2 separate regions of the Homo sapiens genome follow, and region 2 is linked to region 1. Evidence: read pairs that join two places in POLR2A ChIA-PET (ENCODE). Cell type or tissue: PC-3. All regions are shown on one strand.

Region 1 (2,500 bases):
AAAAAGAGGTTTAATGGACCCACAGTGCCACGTGGCTGGGGAGGCCTCACAATCATGCCAGAAGGCGAAAGACACATCTTACGTGGCAGCAGGCAAAAGAGAACTTCTGCAGGGAAACACCCCCTTACAAAAGCGTTGGATCTTGTGGGATTTATTACTATCACAACAGCACAGGAAAGACCCATCCCCATGATGCAATTATCTCCCACAGGGTCCCTCCCACAACACCTGGGAATCGTGGGAGCTACAATTCAAGATGAGATTTCAGTGGGGACACGGCCAAACCATATCACTGAGTAGGACTTTAATTCTTTTAAATTTATAAGGATTTGTAATATAATGCAGAATATCTCCTATCTTGGTAAATATTCCATTCTTTGCACCTGCAAAGAGTGTTTTGTTGAAGTCTTCAACATACTTATTGATTTTCTGACTACCTACTTGATGTGGTTTGAATCTGTGTTCCCATCAAATCTTACGTGGAATTGTAATCCCCAGTGTTAGAGATGGGACCTGGTGGAAGGTGATTGGCTCATATGGGTGGAATTCTCATGAATAGTTTAGCACCATGCTCTTGGTGCTGTTCTCATGAGAGCGAGTGAGTGAGTTACTGTGAGATCCGGTTGTTTAAAAGTCTGTGTGTACTTGTACCCTACAACTTCAAGTATAATAATAACAGAAAAAAAAAAGTCTGTAGCACCTCCCTTCTCACTCTTTTCCTCCTGCTCCAGCCATATGAAGATACCTGCTTTCGCTTTGCCTTCCACCTGAGCAAAAGGTCCCCGAGGCCTCCCCAGAAGCAGAAGTCGCATGCTGCCTGTATAGCCTGCATAACAATGAGCCAATTAAACCTATTTTCTTTATAAATTACCCAATCTCAGGTATTTCTTTATAGCAATGTGAAAATAGGCGAATACACTAGTCTATCAGTTATTAAAGTGGAAATACTAAAATATAGGCTATAGTTGTGGATTTGCCAATTTTTTTCTTGCAGTTCTATCAGGTTTTTTTTAAATGCATGTTGAAGCTCTATCATTTTTTTTTTTTAGTTCTCGAATTTCCATTTGGTAGTTTTTTACTTATGTCTTTGCTGAGAGCTTCTATCTTTCAAGAGCATTAACTTTATCTCACAGAAGATGGTTATAATAGTTGCATTAAAGTCTTTGACAGACTATTCCAAGGCTTAGGTCATCTTATGTTTGGCATCTATTTACTGTCTTTTGCCTTGAAGACAGTAAATTTTTCAGATTTTTCTCATTCTTATTATGTCACATAATTTTGGATTGTATCCAGAACATTTTAGTTTCATCTTGCAAGTTTGTAGGTCCTGTTATAATCTAAAAAATGTTAATTTTTTTTAGTAACTGATAATTAACATGATTAGCTTCAGACTGTCAAGAAGTTTCACCTTCAATGATGGTGGTCCCAATGTCAATTCTGTTTTCAAAGTCTTTACTGTGCTCTTTGGGCCAGGCTGATGCACGCTGCACTTGGAGAAGAGCCTGAAATTTGAGTCATAGTTTATATTGTAGTTCAGCCCTCACAATCTTTGCTATGCCTTGGTGTTGTTCCACACATACTTAGCTCAGGGTGAGTCCAAGAGTTATGTCATTACATACCCGAAATTTGGAATTCTATTTCTTCAGCTCTTTCATCTCTGAATTTTCTCCCACATGTTCCCATAATCAATGACCTTTTTCCCCTGGTATCTCTAGCCAGAAAGATTGAATCTTCTTAGATGTTTAGCCTCTCACAACGTCATGTACTTTTGAGTAAATAGGGTTACTTTAAGGTTAAGTGGAAAAAGAAAAGAGAATGAGAAAAATGGCATGGATTGTACACACTCTGGACAATAGGAGCTTCTTTTTAGCTCCTCTGGCTAGAAAGACAAGCCTTCTGCCATGGTTTTAGGTTTTTCTTCACTGCCAGACATCTATGCAGCTCAGTTACTGAGCTGCTCTGGGCAGGGTCTGGAGGTAAATGATTTAAAAAAGGAGATGGGGGATTCTCCCCACATTCTCCAGCATACAGAGGTCCTTTTTACTTGTCTTTAGTCAAAAAGAAGGGATTCTTCCCTAAAGCATTTGCTTTCAGCACCTGCTGTGCAGTTCTAGGACTTAAACCCCCTCTTGAGACAATGCTGACAGACAAAGAAAACAACAACACGAAACTCACCTGCCATATCCCACCCCTCTGCTCTACCCCTTTTGGGTCATTACTCATGTTTTGACATCAATCTTCAACCCACTTGCTGTGGTTACTTTGCAGAGATCTTGGGCAGTTCTATTCACATTCTGCCCAGATTTTTTAGTTGTAATCAGTAGGAGAGACAGACTACACTAGACTTGTTCCTTAGCCAGCCAACATATATAATTTCAACGAGTTGGCTTCTCTCTTACTGGCTATCTCACCATGTGACAGGTCTGCTCCCCATCACCTTTTGCCATGATTGGAAGTTTCCTGAGGCCCCACAAGAAGCAGATGCCAGCACTATGCTTCA
Region 2 (2,500 bases), 1.3 Mb after region 1:
CTGGGGGATTGTCCTACTTTATTTATTTTTTAATTTTTTTTATTTGTATGAATTTAAGGGGTAAGAATGCAGTTTTGTTACATAGATATATTGTGTAGTGGTGAAGTATAGGCTTTTTGTATAACCATCACCTGAATAATGTGCATTGTACCCATTAAGTAATTTCTCATTCCCCTACCTCCTCCCACCCTCCCACCCTTCCAACTTTCCAGTGTCTCTTATTTTACTCTCTACATCCATGTGTGTGCATTATTCAGCTCCCACTTAGAAGTGAGAACATGTAGTATTTGACTTTCTGTGTGTGAGTTGTTTCACTTAAGATAACAGCCTACCATTGCATCCCTGTTGCTGCAAAAGACATAATTTTATTCTTTTTTGTGGCTGAATGGTATTCCATTGTGTGTGTGTGTGTGTGTGTATGCACACACCACATTTGCTTTATCCAATTGTTGATGGACTGTTAGGTTGATTTCACATCTTTGCTGTTTTCAACGGTGCTACAATAAATACATATCTTTCTGATATAATAATTCCTTTTCCTTTGAGTAAATACCCAGTAGTGGGATTGCTGGATCAAATGGTAATTCTATTTTTAGTTCTTTGAGAAATCTCCATACTGTTTTCCATAGAAGTTGTACTAATTTAATTCCCACCAACAGTGTATAAACATCCTTTTTTCTCCACAATCTTGCCAACATCTGTTATTGTTTTGGCTTTTTAATAATAGACATTCTGAAGTAATTTATCTTTTGAGGAATACCGTGACTCAGGGAAGAGACATGGGGGTGCATATGCTCTACCTTGTTTTGTCTTCGAAGCATCTTTCTAGAAAGCTGCATATCATCACAGAGTCAGGGGCCTTGTGAAATTATGCAGGCAAGCAGAAATGAGGAAAAAACAGCTTCTAACATTTGTTACTTTGTCTCACACTTCCTATTTCATTGAGAAAATAGAAAAAGGTCAGCCCATCCACCTGCCCCCTCCACCACCTACCTGCTATTGTGCTCATATACTTGGCCTTCCACCTGCCACCACGGGACAGGTGTCTGGGTTCCTATCGAGGCCACCTGTGCGCTAGCTCACAGTCATCAGCAGTCATTCAGCCTTGACACATCCAAAACTGTGGGTTGAGTTTCCCCTCCAAACCTGTTCTTTTCACAATCTCCAGGTAAGTAAATGGCAACTCCACCAGTCCAGGTGCTCTGGACAAAACCTGTGAGTCAGCTTTGACTCAGCTCTTTCCTTTGTACCCAAAGTCAAATCTGTAGGCCAATACTGTCAGTTGTATGTTCCAAATACACTGTATTTGTTATCAGACTACTTCTTACCACCCCTGCTGCTACAAGCTTTGTCCAAACCACCATCTCCTCTCACCTCAGATGTACCCTGCTTCCACCCTTGAACCCAACAGTCTCTTCTCCACTAACAAGCAATGTGATGTTTAAAATCCTAAGTCAGGTCACAGCACATGTCTGGCCAGAACCCTTTAACATCTTCCCATCTCCTTCCAAGCAGAGCTGCCAGAGACTCTGCAGAACGCAGCCTCTCTTATGTCTCTAACTTCATCCCTTCTCCTCCTCTTCACTCCCAAGCACTGCTTCAGACACTAGGACCTCCTTGCTCTTCCTCAGACACTACCCACACGTGCCTGCCTCAGGTAATTTCCACTTACATAGCCCTCTGCCTGGAATGGCCCTCCCTAGGGTATCTGCATATCTCACTCTTTGACTCAGCTATCACCAAGAAACCAATAGCTTTAAATGCAGCCAGAATCACTGGCCAACACAATCCCCCATCTCCCCCACCAGGCTTGGATCTAAATATCTTCTGGCTAAAAAGCAAGAAGGGGCGAAAGTTGTCCACAGTTGTATCTGGCAGAGCATGTGCCATAGGCTAAGAAGGCAACCCCAAAATACCAAAGGCCGAGAAATATTTTGCTAAATAAGATAACTGGTAAAATCAGATCATAGTCTCCCACAGTGAATACTCAACAGAGACCAACATCTCTTTGTAGATATATATGTACAAGATATATATTTTTATTTGTATAATACAGAAACATATATATTTACACACACACATATCACTTGCACAAAGCCAGTATGTGAATGAGCGGGTTAAGACAAGCCCGAATGAAAAGCCACTTCTTAAACTAATGTTTTCTTCTTTTTCCTTTTTATTATGGAATTAGTGCACCAAAGCAAGCATTATTTTATCTTTGTGCATGCATTTTTTCTGTCTCTTCTGTGCACTTAACTACACTTAACGTTCGTGTGTACTTACTCTGTCCTTTATGGGATCACATCATACATCTTGTGTGACTTGTTTTTTTCCCCTAACTCTGGCTTTGAAGATATTTATATGCCAATACAGAACTACTTCATTCCTTTTAATAGCTGCACGATATTCCATAATATTCCATGATACTCCATATATGGGAATGCCATAATATACTTATTCCCATTTTTATTTTCATAAATAACTTGTCCATGATCAGTAT

The links. Peaks named below come from ENCODE experiments on the same cell type or tissue, not always from the same donor. Only the 100,000 strongest peaks of a DNase experiment are listed, where the experiment ranks them.
Region 2: POLR2A ChIA-PET joins it to region 1 with 10 read pairs; 1 of 35 experiments calls an interaction of 5 or more read pairs at or near these places.

The regions. Positions count from the first base shown.
Region 1 is chr20:11,806,043-11,808,542 of GRCh38, forward strand. No RefSeq gene overlaps it. Among named protein-coding and RNA genes, the nearest start is that of LINC00687, 63 kb to the right of the region's middle. In PC-3, no CTCF peak of the experiment used is centred here; a DNase peak (open chromatin) is centred at 1,529; H3K4me3 peaks cover 1,120 bases; H3K27ac peaks cover 1,335 bases.
Region 2 is chr20:13,060,418-13,062,917 of GRCh38, forward strand. All of the region lies in intron 2 of SPTLC3 (serine palmitoyltransferase long chain base subunit 3), which reads left to right. Among named protein-coding and RNA genes, the nearest start is that of SPTLC3, 53 kb to the left of the region's middle. In PC-3, no CTCF peak of the experiment used is centred here; a DNase peak (open chromatin) is centred at 1,164; H3K27ac peaks cover 391 bases.